Regions from separate parts of the Homo sapiens genome. Here regions 1 and 2 are each linked to region 3. A link is a contact called in ENCODE Hi-C or POLR2A ChIA-PET data. All regions are on one chromosome and are shown on one strand. The core of a region is the stretch at or near the end of the contact, and the rest is flanking DNA. Distances in the headings are between cores, read along the strand shown. Region 1 overlaps LOC105370655 (a long non-coding RNA gene). Region 2 has its middle 99 kb from the start of LINC01550. Region 3 holds the start of LINC01550 (long intergenic non-protein coding RNA 1550).

Region 1 (4,747 bases), core at 591-3,090, 92 kb before region 3:
GCCCTGTGCCTTCTTGAAAGATGGACATCAGTGCTATCTGGAATTGCACCTGCATTTTCTGCAAGAAGAATTAGGCTGGGAGACATATTTCTCTTTGAAATAGTTTCACTAGGGACATTTCCTACTGTGCTGAAAGCTGACCTCTTGGACAAACACACTGTCATAAAATCATGCTATTTGCTACAAGTGCATTGGGAGTTTTAAATCATCAAACTAAAGTACCCCAGGCTCTGACAGTAAAATTTTCATTCAAAGAAGGACTCAGCTTCACAACATAATAAATTATATATGACTGGGACATATAAAACATTTAAAGGTATACAGAATTTCTCTGCATTTGTGTTCAGTGAGTGAGTTCAGCTCTTGAAGTACTTTTTTATGTCAATCCTGCCTATTCATAAGAAGAAAATAGGCCCCTTTTTCTTTCTCTGCAAATGAGAACCACAAAACAAGTTGCCTTCATCCCATGTTCTAAAGTTCAGATTTTATATTTGGTTTTTTCTCTTTTTTCTCCAAGAATGTGCTGGGTGAGGCAATGACACAGTGATAGCAGGACTGCAAGTGCAGCCTGTGTTGACCTCTGAAACCTGAGTAATTAAACATCAGAGACACCCACCAGAGAGACTGGAGGGGGCCAACCAAGACATGTTAGGATTTGGATTGGGGGCTATAGGTAAAGAGCGAAGCTCATACAAATAAAAGCTGTAATTACCAGGAACCACTTTTTAAAGGGTGCTGAGTTTAGAGAGACATGTATTAAAATGATTGAAACATTGCATTCCAAGATACAAGGTGACATGCACTATCCTGGCACATGGTAGGCAATAAATGACAAGATATCTTGTCTTTCTGGACAGAAAGATGGTCCTAGCATAATGCTAATACACTAGTGTGTATTTGTCAGCAATTGCTGTGTTAATGCTATATAACAAACTACCCTCCAAATCAGTGGCTTGCAACAACAAACATGTTCATGTTTATGAGTCATCTGCTATTTGACTGAGCTAGGCTGGGGTCTTTCCTGAGTGGCTCTAAAGCAGGATCATGAGCAGCTGGACTTGCCTGTAGACTGAGGATTGTGTTCAATACCATGCTGTGTGTTTCTTCCTTCTCTTTGGACTGGAGCCATTAGAGGCATGCTCTGCTCTTGGTGAATGGCAGGAATCCAAGAGTCAACAAAAACAGGCAATGCCTTAGGGGGCCTTGGTTCAAAACTGGCTCACTGTCCTTCTAACTAATTCCACTGGCCCAAGCAAGTCATATGCCCAACACTGATATTAGTGGGGCAGAGGAATATCACATCTGTGAGTGGTCTTAAAAGTCACGTGGCCAAAGGCATGAATATATAATTCAAATACATCTAGAGTATGAAGAATTGCAAACACTTTTATCTACCTCTCCTGGGCTTTCCTGATCCTAATCTGCTGCAAAACTTTGAGTAAAACCATCTCTGTCTCCAATTCCAGCAGCAATCAAAGTGTGGCCCTGATCAACAGCACCAGCCTCACCTTGGAATTTATTAAATATGCAAATGTCTCATGGCTCCTCCTAGACCTTGTGAATCAGAAACCTAAGTTCAGGTAGTTAAAGTTACTTTTGCAAGTTCACATGGCACTAAGTGAGGGTCTGACCCCAAAGCGCCTGTTCTTTTCATACATCTCACTGTCTACCAGGAAGAAGGGGGAAGGGAAACAAGCAGAGTTGGCAAGTTAGTCAATATTTTCTTAAATGAAAATGAGAGTTAAAAGCACTTCCCAAGTATGCAGACAGCTCCATTCATGTGCCTTTCACCTCTTGCCAAGCCCACATTCCAGTGGTGGTATTTGGTTAATCATCCTTTGTGCAGAAACTTGATCCCAACCCTCAGGTCCTTCACTGTGATTTAGTCTATTTTTGTTTTCTGAAATCATGTCTGTTTCCTCGGTGACTTCCAGGCCCTCCCAGCCCTGGAAGAGGAATAGTGAGGCCTCTTGACAGGTAAAAGCCCCTTGTCCTCACAGGCAGCCTGAGCCTGAGGGGCCTCCCCTCTGGCAGCCACTATGCTGCAGGGTGACATCCCCTGAAGACGTGAGTGAGGGTCAGCAATGTGCTGGGCACAGGCAGCACTGGGAGCTGGATGGAGCATCTGCATTTAGTGACACAGGGCCCTATGGCTGGGGAGGGACAGGCTCAGGCCACCACTGGCCAGAAGGGCTGAGAACTGAGAGCCAAGGGTCTGGTTCAGACACAACGGTCTGGTCCTGACTCTTCGGAGCTGTGTGAGGGAGACAGACTTCCTGGGCTTTAGGAAGGTTATCTACCAGTGTGGATGAAGATCATTCTTATTATATTATATATGTTACTATATAGTAAGATAGAAAATAGCACATATTAATACAATATAACACTATATCATATTATAACACGTGTACATATATGCTAAAATATTAATATGTTAGATTTTTATATAACTATATATAATATAATAAACTGTCAATTATATATATATTAAATTTGTATTATATCAATACATTATTTTATGTCATTTATTATGCTATATTATGCATACTAATATACCTACATTATATTATTATAAATTGTAATTATAAATTATTACAAATGTGGAAACATGATGTATATAATATAATCTATTATAATAGACTGTATAATCATATTTGTGATATAGATGCTATAATAGTATTGTGTTATATTGTTATTACTACTCTTATTGCAATGGTCATCATGTGCTGGGTTTGCCCTAGAGCTGAGACTCCCACCCTGGTTTCCCGAAGTCTAGAACATGTGTGCTTCAACCCCAAGCAAGATGTGCCTCTGTAAAATCAGGGACTTCAGTGAAAGTATACTTCTAAATCCCCTACTACTGTAGGAAGCTGACTGAAAGGTAAAAGACACTGCAGACTCTGGTGTCAGACAAAGCCAGATTGGAGGCTCAACTCTGTCACTTAGTTCTGGGCCAGGCCCCTCCTGAAGTCTTAGTTTCCTCATCTGTAAATGGCGGTCATTTTAACACCTAAATTACGAAAGCTAAGTAATTGCAGAGATAGCTCATGTTTCAAGGCTCAGCAAATACCTGGAACATAACAGGTATCTACATAAATATGAATGTGTCTTGGGGGCACATGGACAGGTCTGGGTTGAACAGTGTCAAGTGTGCAAGCTAGGCCCCAGTTCACCAGCTGGGGACTTACAGACAAGCCTCATAAACTGTTTGAGACCTTCTGACATCAACCCCTACCTCTTGCTGTCATCGGTAGGGTGGAAGTGATACAGTGCACAAAGCTCTTGACTCTCAATAGGTCTCTAGTAATTGTCATTCTTTACCAGAGCCCCTGCTTTCCTTCCAGAGCTATGACAAGTTCCACTGTGGATGGCAAGGAAATGAGGGGGGCAGCAACCTGTTAATGAGACTCAAGAGTGTCAAGACCCATTTTTGTTATCTGGATTTTCAAGGCCGAGTTCAAACATGAGGATCCTGGAAAGGTTGGCAGACGTCTGCGGAAGCTACCTTCTCTGTTGTAAAAGTCCACAAATGAGAAGTGGCTGCAGTGTATAAACCTGTGGACAGCTCTTCTTGTACTGTCACCCACTCTCATAGCTCACCATCCTCAGGCACCCTCTTATCTCTGCTCACAGAGTACCCACCTGAAATGCCTAACCTGCTAACTCCACCCAGTGAAATTCTGTGAATCCCACAAGGTGTGTCTTATATGCCTCCTTTCCTCTGCTCATTCCTTCCACAGACATTATTGTACATGCCTTGGGTGCTCAACGGCAGTCTCTGGATTCCCCAAACAGTACAGTAGTTTCTTTTAGCCCTTCCCATTGCACTTGTCAAGGGCATTTGCTTTTGGCATTCAAATTTGTGTCTAGTACATAATGGAGACCTGGCTACAGAAGTATTGCAGTACTGAAAACAATCTCTGCTATCCACGGGCTTGAAATTTACCCTCTGCAAGTGTAACTGGAGGAAAACACAGTAGTCACCAACTACGGGCAGTTACTGAAATTCAAATTAGTTGAAATAAAATAAAACCAAAAATACAAATCCTTATTCTCACAGACCACATTTCAGGTGCTCAGTAGCTACATGTGGCTGTGACTGTTATATCACCCGGTGCAGAGAGAAAGCATTTCTACCCTTACAGAGCATTCCATTAGACAGTGTTGCTCGGGATTCTATATCCCCCTGAACCTCTGCTATTCCCTGTCACTGGGTCCGTTTCCTTTAAAACCCTAACCAATTATTTGCACACTTATTTGTTTTATGGTGATTCCCCGCAAGTAGACTGTAAGCTCTGGGAGAGTAAGGACTATCTTTATCTCTTTTACCACTTCCACCCTTACACTTAGAAGAGACCTGGCAGGTGACAAAAATATATTGCTAAAGTGAACAAGTGGGATGGTGAGTTTCTATCCACTAGAGAGTCATAGCTGTCTAAAGGGACACCATGCACCATTTTTCCAGCCTTACCTGGTCCTCCAGATGCCCCGCAGATACCTTGTGGTGTGGCCTTCGCTCTTGCAGGGTCTCAGCCCCCTGGGACATCCTCCTACATCCACATCTTCATGGCTGAATCCCACCCAGACCTCAAAAATGAAACGAAAGGCCACCTTCAGGAAGCCTTCCTCAATCCAGTGCTTCCCTTTTGTCTCCTCATCTTCTTCCCCATTAAAGGGCTTAAGAATGATGTCCTCCAAATTTGACCACCTTGGCTTTTAAACTGCAACTCTCTGGAAGCTTCACACC
Region 2 (4,802 bases), core at 1,933-4,432, 100 kb after region 3:
TACAGACGTGAGATACCACGCCTGGCCAAGTTGTATTTTATTTTTAATTAACACATAATAATTGTATATACTTACGAGATACAGTGTGATGTTCAATACATGTATACAATGTGTAATGACCAAATCAGAGGAATTAGCTAATTCATCACCTCAAACATTCATCTTTTTGTGTGTGTGTGTGTGGCAAGAACATTCAAAATCCTCTCTGAGTTATTTTTAAGTATACAATACAGTATTGTTAACTAAAGTCATCCTACTATACAATAGAACTTATTTCTCCTATCTATTTGTAATTTTGTACCCATTAATACATCTGTCCTCATTCCCTGCTCACCATCCCCAGCCTCTAGTAACCACTGTTCTACTCTGTACTTCAATGAGATCAGTTTTTAAAAATTCCAAAAATGAGTGAGATCATGTGATATTTGTCTTTCTAGGCCTGGTTTACTTTACTTAATATAAACTCCTCCAGGCTCATCCATGTTGCCACAACTGGTAGGATTTCATTTTTTATGGCCGAATAGTACTCTATTCTATATAGGTACCACATTCTCTTTATCCATTTGTCTATTGATGGACACTTTAGTTGATTCCATGTCTTGGTTACTATCAATATTGATGCAATAAACATGGGCGTGCAAATATTTATTTGACATACTGACTTCCTTTTTGTACTATTCTTTTGGATAAGCACCCAGCAGTGGGATTATTGGATTATATGGTAGTTCTATTTTTAATATTTTGAGGAACCTCCATACTGTTCTCCATAATGGCTATACTAATTTACATTCCCTCTGATAGTGTATAAGGGTTCCCATTTTTCCACATCACATCAGCATGTGTGCCTTTGTTGTATTTTTGCTAATAGCTATTCTAATTCAGGTGAGGTGATATTTCACTGTGGTTTTGATTTGCATTTCCCTGATGATCAGTGATGCTGAGCATTTTTCATACACTTGTGAGATATTTGTACATAGGGGAGTGAGTCTGTAAGAGACACCATGATCTGGATGAAAGAGGAAGAAGCTGGTGACAGGTAGATTTCCCACTAGCCAATCCTTGTTTGTGGCTAGTAAATTCTGGGACTTTCCTAAGTCTCAGTTTTCTTATGTGTCATAATAAGAATAACATCTTTCCATCTTCTTTAGAGAGATTTTGCAGGAATCAAATACAGGTTGTAAATTAGATTGAAAAAGCAAATAGTGCTAAAAAAGTCATTACAAAATCTTCAGTCCATAAAGAGAGTGGCCCTACAATCCAAACTCTGCAAAATTAATTCAAAACCATTTACAGGACATATAGAAAGACTAAGAATGGAATGTTATAATTGTGCAGACATAATGCTTGTCCTCAGAGACTGTGATCCAATCGGGAGGCAGGGCAAAGACACAGAGATGATAGCTAACAGCACTAGGAAGTGCCTAATTGGTTGTCAGATATGTAATAAACTCAAGTTGAAATATATATGGTCTTGGGAGGAATATATATTTTTGATGTGGATGTTTATTTATGAGAAACATTTTGTAGGATTATAAAAATGTCTGTTTTTCAAATGCCTTCACTGAAAAGAACAAAATAAGATTATGGTATTGTCCAACAAAAAAAGGGGGATTTTGTGATTACCTTCGGTGGGGTTAATTTTTGAACACATCTTTGTGAAGGTCATCATGATGGTGAACTTTTAAGTCAGTGCTTTTGAAAGGATATCAGGTAATTACTAGTCTGCCGACTAATTGAAATGAGACTTCTTGTCGTATTCATTTTTGTGTTTTCCCAAAGTAACCAGAGCAGTCCCTGATATACTGGAAACATATGCTAAAGGCTTATTAAGAGAAAGAAATAAGAAGACAAGACAGAGAAAATAACATTTGAGAGGGAAGAATTTTCCTTTCTTTCTGGATATTTTTATCTGTGTTTGTGGATTTCCAAGGAGGAATTTATTTTTGGAACCACCTTAGACTTGGGGTGGACATAAATTAACTTACGGCTTTTCCTAAGATTTTATTCTATCATCCACACTCTTGCTTCATGTAAGAACAAGTGCTCGTTCATCCAAAAGCTACTCCATGCATCATTTCAGCCACCCAGGACTAGGAAAAGGACAGCAAAAGGGACAAACAATGGCTAAGAGCTACTGAAAGAGATTCCTGAAGCCGTCACAGTTAACTCCAATGTTCAAACCCAGAAATGGCCTTGGCCCCTTCCCCATGGTTTACTATTTGTTTTTTTCCAAGCAAAAAAAGTCCATGGAGGTAGAAGAAACTGTACGAAAGCTAAAGACAGAAATATCTTAGCACACTTTTCAGCGGAAGGTCAGAAGCACTGACTAGAAGAGGCTCAAGTCATGGAATTTATCTGAAGATGTAGAGTGATCTCCTGGAGATTCAGAAAAGGCCCCAAAACAGGCCTCAGAAAAGGCCTCAAAACAGGCTTCAGAACAGGTTGCCATTAAAGCAGTTCTGGAGAAATCTACACATTTCCTGTGCTTCTCTGGAGACCTCAAGACTGGGGCCTTCATCTTTGCAACGTGCCCACGGTTTGTTTGTTTCCTGTCTCCCTCTCCTTCTTGATCAACTTTTTTTCTTTTCTGCTTTTATGTTAAACACATGCCCCAGTGAACCCCCCAGTCCTCAGTGTACACGATTTTCAGCTCTGATCCCTACAGCTTTTTGGCAACAGACTCAGAATTCCAGTTTCACAACTCTTGGCAAGAGACCTCCTTGACTCAGCTCCCTTTCTGGCCAATTCACACAGCGTTGAGGTCCCTGACAAAGGCACATTTACCCTGACGCAAAGGAAGCTCAGGATCCAGCTCTTCACTTGCACAGACCCTTCCAGAACCCTAGGAAGAACCCTATGAGTGGGTTCCAGGGTCCTCCTATGTATTTGGAACATCACCCTGGTAAAATACTTGTACCCACATTGGTAAAGACAGCTTCTCTTTCTGCTGTGATTTCCTCTCCTTCACATTGGCCCTTGTCCTAGAGGATTTTAGAGTTGTCAGGGCATTTTTGGGACCCAGAAAATAAGAAGTTGAGTTGGAGAGATATGCAGTTTGGGTTTGTGTGTTCATAGTTCCTTGGGTGGATAGCAAAATATTGATTGCTCTCCCAATGCAGTAATGCCTTGGCTTCTGGAAGTACTTTTGTTGCCTGCAGCACTAGCTCACCTGGCACTGTGACAGCAAGAGTGAGGTTAGAGGTTGTGTTGGGTTAGGAATACATCCTCAGTGCCTGGTCTTGGAAGCAAGTGAGTAAAGGAGGAGTTCTAGGCTTTCAATTATACAGAGACAAAAGCTAATTTGTGAAAATTTTTTCCACTTATCAAGCGAGGAATATTGTAAGAGAGTATTGTTCTCACTAATGTCCGGTAGAAATGGATGTTCCATCAGAAATACACTAGATCATACTATATATTCAAGCATAAACACATAGAACTCTTTAAAAAATGGAATTCATTGTTAGGGATAAACCTCTTGTAGAATTATAATCAGCAAATGCATTTGAAACAGCTCATCTATATAGGAGATTTGACAATAGTTTATATGTTTGGCCACATCTTAATAATCTATATGATGCTACCAATAATGTGTAGTGAAGTTGAAAAGGACTTTTTTCAAAGTATAATTAAGAAAAAAAAATAAATCACCCATGAATTATTTTTCTATTCTCTGTGGAGTTAATGATATATCAAAATATTAGTTATATGTACATTCAGTCAAAAATGCAGGGGAGGCAGGATGTGGTGGCTCATGCCTGTAATCCCAGCACTTTGGGAGGTGGAGGCAGACAGATCATATGAGGTCAGGAGTTTGAAACTGGCCTGGCCAACATGGTGAAACCCCATATCTACCAAAAATACAAAAATTAGCCGGGCATGGTGGTGGGCGCCTGTAATCCCAGCTACTCGGGAGGTCGAGGCAGGAGAATCACTTGAGCCTGGGAGGCGGAGGTTGCAGTGAGCAGAGATCATGCCATCGCACTCCAGCCTGGGCAACAGAGGGGGAAAAAGAAGAGAAAGAAACAGAAAAAAAAAAACACAGGGGTAAAGAATTTTTGAGCTGTTTCAGGCAGAAAAGTAATAAAAGTTAAGTTGCTATTCTGTATATTTGCCGACTTCTATGAATTTACAATTTGTTGAAATGTATTTTCTCATTCTAAATATATATTTGATGACCTATATCACTTTATATTCTTTTTCAAAAACAGGATCCCCCAAATGCATAGGCACAGGCCTCCCAAACCCAGATCTGCTCTGTTCACTGGAGAGTGGAGACTAGTTGGGTTAGCCAGGTTCAGATGGTCACTGTTGGTTTCATCATCTGTGACAGAATGGTTGGGGTAGAGAGGACTAGAAACAGATACACAGGACAGGACACAGGACACGGTTTCTATGTCATTCAGCTATGCGAATGGTCAGAAGGGGTGATAAGAAACTCTGCATCCGAAACACAGCCTTAAAAGACACCAATGATAAGTGGTGCCTTTCTCTTGAGGATCTCACCATCTACTGACAGAATAAACGGAAAGTGTTACTGTTATCTTCATGTTTGTAGATGGTGCAGTGAGACTTAAAAAGGAAGTAAATAATCCTAGTTATTCAATCACCATATTTGTGTTCAGTGCTTTGCAAATAGGAATTTATTTAATCTCCAGATACCCTGATGAGTTAAGTACCCTTCTTATTCCTACTTTACAGAAGAGAAAATTGAGGCACACAGACATGTACTAAGTTGCCCCAAATGACCCAGCTCATTATTGGCAAGGCAGTGATTTACACCCAGGCATTCTTGGTGCTCCCAA
Region 3 (4,429 bases), core at 49-2,548:
TGGTTCTATTTATAAACTTTGTGCTCTCAGATGGGACAACCAGAGGCACTTCTTTCCTGCATTTCAAGTGTTTCATTTCCTTTTTAACATGTCTTTTAAATTAAGGGCATGCACACCAATGCATGGGCTCACTCTCATCTTACGGCAAGTTGATCAGACTAGGGTTAGTTGTCTGAGAAACATGGGTGGCCTTTGTCACAAACAAGAGGAGAAGCAGTTCAGGGAAGAAGAAGACTAAGGACTAGCACTGTTGTTTTGGTGGAGTTGTTTGTTAGCTGACTGTCTACAAGGCACATGTTCTATCGAATATTCAGTGTTGGGTGCTGACTGTGTTACGAGCCTTGTACATAGGATTTAAACCCCAGAGCCACTCTGTGAGGCCAGAATTGCTTTGGGATCTTTCAGATGAGGGAACCAACGTGAAGGCTTTAAATCCTATGTCCAAAGCCACACAGCGAAACCAGAGTGAAATCCGGAGCATTTGAATCAAGAGTTGAATCTTCTTTCCTCCCCGGAGGGAGAATCGCCCAGGGGCTGAGTGCAAGGGGAAAGGCTGGTTCTGAGGGGAAGAAGCTGAGCATGTTGCGGCACAGGACTTAGAAAAATTTAGAAGCATCTGCAATTGTTTTCCAGGGGAAGATACCCAAAAACAATCCAGAGAAGGAAATAAAACGAGAAGAATAGTAAGGCAACATGGAGTATAAAAGTTGCTGCATTTAGGGCGAAGGAGAGAACCTCTCTGCTCCGTGGCGATATTAAAGCTATCCCCAAGAACGGGAGGTGGGAGTGGCCTGAGGGATGACTCCTCCAGCACTGCTGCCTGCCAGCTCCGGGCTGCACAGGGCTGAGCCGGCGCCAAGAATGCCCTCTTCTGGTGATATTCTCGAAGCCCAGGAAGATAGCAAGGCAGCCGAGACCTGTGTTTTCCAGATCCTGGGTAGATTCCCTTGTCAGATGTGGTTCTACTTAAGCAAATATCACTACCTTCTCTTTTTCCTCCTCAGCCCTCAAACTAGTGATAGGGAAATTATTTCAATAAGGTAAGCTGTACCTTAGTAGAGTTTGCTTCCTTTTTTTTTTTTTTAACCCCGAATAATACTCTCTATGTCATCTGTATATTTATGATAGCTCAAAGACATGGGTGTGTGGATCTAATTAAAAATGTGAAAGGGTTTAGCAGCCTGCTGCTTCCCTGCAACTCTCTGGTTGCCAAATCTTGGCAGCCGTGTTGAACTTGAGCCAAGCGTTTAGTCCTCAGCTGAACTGCTGCCAGCCTGCGCACGGCATTGTGGGGCGAGAGCCGGAGGGGCTGCACTGCACCGAGCTTGCACAGGGCGAGGCGGGGGCAGGACCTGGGACCCAGCCACCCCGGAGGAAACCGGAGAGGAAACCAGCTTGGTCTTGCTCTCTGCCTCGTCCCAATCCCCGGCTCTTACCAAATGCAGGTAGGACCAGCTAGGCCAATTTGGTGACCGGGTAGGGCTTCAAGCTACTAGGTGGGAAATGGTCCCTACAGTTTTGCTTTCATTTAGTCGAAATCGGGCCTTTTCAGAGGAGAAACAGTTCTCCACTCTCTTGCAGTAGTTTGGGCCTGAGTTTCAACAGTCGGATGGGGCATTTCTATTGAGTTCTCTGCTGTCAGTCTGAGCTTTTTTTGATAGCTTGGCAATTGTTCTGTGTCTTCTCTCTGAAGCAGCTGAGTCCAGCACAGGGTTTCTCAAACCCTGTTGTGCACACATGTCACTTGGGAAATCTTGTGAAAATGCAGGTTTCTGAGTCTCCCCGGGGAAAGGGGAGAATTCATGTTGCCAAGATCAGAACTGACTAGAACTGCTTACGTTCCACATTATGACTCCAGACTGGAACTTTTGTGAATTCAAGGATGTTAGGCTCTGGAAAAGTACATCTTGGTGATTTGCTGTCAGAGGGAAAAACAATTCAAAGAACTCAGCATTCTCCACAATATGTTGACAAAAATAAGGGGAAAAAAAAAACATCAAAGGCATGGGTCACTTTTTATTTTTTTTTGAAATGTACCAGCTATAAGCAAATTAAAGAGGAAGAAAGGGTCGTATTCTTTGTATACAGAACACCCTCCTGCAGAGTGAAAATTCAACCCTAAAAAGATCTTCTAATATACTTGAGGGGCTGAGAGAGAGGATGAGGGGGGACTTTGCCTTTTAACTTTATATCTTGTGTATTGTTGATTTTTCATGATGATGCATTTCTTTCGTAATTAAAAGAAGAGGCAGCAGCTGCAAGACGGCCCAGGAGCCTTCTTGGCAGTGACCTTCCCCAGGGCAGGCCACCAGGGTGGGGCAAGTATGGACTTTGAAACCACTTTGTCCTGGAGTGGAAGCAGGCTCTGGCATTAAGCTTGGGGAATTTGGCTAACATTGCTGGGCCTTTGCAATTTCATCTGTGCAATGGAGAAATTGGGCCTTCATTGAGGCACAGCTGTGGGTGCCGCAGACATGTTTGTGCGGGGCTCATACCCAGGGGTCCTTAACAGGCGTTTTAAAAATTCAGAGTCTCTCTCCGATGGGGTTAGGACACTATTCCAGATAGAATTTCACCCCGGCAGACTGCTTCTGAGCACAGATATGTTCCAAAACCTCCGGATAGGAGCTAATCACTTTAGAAGTCACAAAGCCTCTGTTCATGATGTTAGAGGAGCTCCCCAAAAACGAGGCCTTGGGGAATAGCAGTGAATTTTCTCTTTCTTTTCAAATGGCAAATTTATACATATGAAAAGTCTAAATGACATGGCAAATAAATCACAAGTAGTCATAATTTAGCCGGCCACTTTTATTATGAAACAATCAAAAGCATGCAGTCGGGACGATGGAGGGAGATGCAGGCTGTGTGGCCCCTGTGCAATTAGGGGGCTGATACTTCCTTCATATCCTAAGTTGGGATGGCATGTCGCTTGCTTTGTGGTTTGGAATAATGCAGAACTGGCTGTTTCTATCACAGAAAGAGGGAGAGGGTGTGTGCCGCCAAGAATCAGGATATTTCCAGGAAAATTTCACTCCAAGAGGCTTTCTTGAATCTCATTCCTAACATGTGGGCAGATGATTGTCTAAACCACTGAGGGATGATGCTGGAGGTAAACATCTAATTAATTAAAGAAAATCTCCTTCTGCACCCCAACTCCGAAAATGCCCCGCAGTTGAGAAACACTGACACACACTCACCCACACTCACCCACACACTCACCCACACTCACACACACACTCACCCACACTCACACACACGCGCCCACACTCACACACACACTCACACATACACTCACACATACTCACACATACACTCACACACTCACCCACACTCACACACACACCCACACTCACCTACACTCACACACACTCTTACACATGTATTTGTAAAAAAAAACTCCCTGGTGACTGAGTCCTTCGGTCCACCTGCGTTTGTTAATTCCAGGTTACAAACACCTTGATCTCCATCACCCTTCTTCCAAGAATGTGTGACCACAACCCCTTCGCTCTTCCAAGCAACGTTTGCTCCAACTTAATATTCCGGTGCTTTCGGGAACAACATTTTAAAATAAACCATTTTGGCACCTTGTCAAAGTCTTGTCTAAATTCCTTCATGACAACCACTCTCAGTGAGATTTTTAAAACCAAAGGGAGTTGGGGGCAGGGAAAAGAGGAGTTCCCCGTTTAGAGTCCTAATTTTAAACAGTATCAAATAAGAATGTATTTATTTCTCCCGCCCCCTCTGTAGTTCCCTCCTGTTCCCACAGGGCATCCTCAGCCCACCTCTATCCTTCAGTCCATATCTTTATTGTCCCCTCCATGGGGTCTGGTCATCTGGGTCAGTGGGAAAGGGTCACTGGCCATTGGACAAAGAAAGGCTGGGCAGGGATGGGGCCTCGGGCAGGTGTTGAAATGTAGTTCCTGGTGTTTGGTAGTAATCACTACAAAACAATCCTGTCTGCTCCATTCCTATCAACAACCTGCTCTCCTTGGTCTGTTGCTAAGAGACCAGCCTGTTGTTTACAAGATCCTTGGTGGCGTAGACTTCCATAATTTATAATTTATTATCTTAGTGTCAAAACTTGTGTTGGTTTTTATTTTATTTCACCATAGATCCAATTATAGTTAGATACAACAAAGGTCATGCATCTGCCGGTGGCACAGTGACTGCACCAATAGTATCCCTCACCACCCCTAAGTTTAGGTGCTGCAGAAGAAAATGCTATTATTAACTGAAGATGAATATCATTTTTTGTCCACTAACTTCATGCATTATATGAGTGTTCAGGTCAATGGATTCCCTCAAGATTTGCTCACTACTGAAAACATGTTTCTGTCCAACCAAGAAGGAAATGAATTGAAATGATTTCAATTATCACAAGAAAGGAATTGAGTTTTCTTGCTGTACAGTTCAACACGTATTGACTCAA

The links. Hi-C counts contacts between places; a loop is a spot of excess contacts on that map. ChIA-PET counts read pairs that join two places held with the same protein, here RNA polymerase II (POLR2A). Pooled maps may share reads with other maps.
Region 1: a map of mammary epithelial cell shows a loop between it and region 3 (3-fold over the local background). The contact joins the enhancer-like site here to the promoter of LINC01550 in region 3. A Hi-C loop is called at or near these places in 1 of 168 maps with a recorded cell type or tissue (mammary epithelial cell). POLR2A ChIA-PET finds 5 or more read pairs at or near these places in 1 of 52 experiments (MCF 10A).
Region 2: a map of naive thymus-derived CD4-positive, alpha-beta T cell shows a loop between it and region 3 (2.9-fold over the local background). The contact joins the enhancer-like site here to the promoter of LINC01550 in region 3. A Hi-C loop is called at or near these places in 1 of 168 maps with a recorded cell type or tissue (naive thymus-derived CD4-positive, alpha-beta T cell) and 5 of 50 pooled maps. POLR2A ChIA-PET finds 5 or more read pairs at or near these places in 5 of 52 experiments (CD4-positive, alpha-beta T cell, CD4-positive, alpha-beta memory T cell, MCF 10A and 2 more).

What each region holds. Positions count from the first base shown.
Region 1 is chr14:98,067,109-98,071,855 of GRCh38, reverse strand. LOC105370655 (a long non-coding RNA gene) reads left to right here. Exons shown (of 4, transcript XR_001750876.2): 3 at 1-1,977; 4 at 3,345-4,747. Among named protein-coding and RNA genes, the nearest start is that of LINC02295, 67 kb to the left of the region's middle. Within about 2 kb of position 1,840, at least 2 of the 41 ENCODE cell types and tissues checked have a DNase peak (open chromatin) inside an H3K27ac peak, as active enhancers do; they include mammary epithelial cell, where a contact is called at or near this core.
Region 2 is chr14:97,876,772-97,881,573 of GRCh38, reverse strand. No RefSeq gene overlaps it. Among named protein-coding and RNA genes, the nearest start is that of LINC01550, 99 kb to the left of the region's middle. Within about 2 kb of position 3,182, at least 6 of the 41 ENCODE cell types and tissues checked have a DNase peak (open chromatin) inside an H3K27ac peak, as active enhancers do; they include CD4-positive, alpha-beta T cell, where a contact is called at or near this core.
Region 3 is chr14:97,974,993-97,979,421 of GRCh38, reverse strand. It overlaps LINC01550 (long intergenic non-protein coding RNA 1550), which reads left to right and starts at 1,298. Exons shown (of 3, transcript NR_015430.2): 1 at 1,298-1,445. RefSeq lists an enhancer at 799-1,298.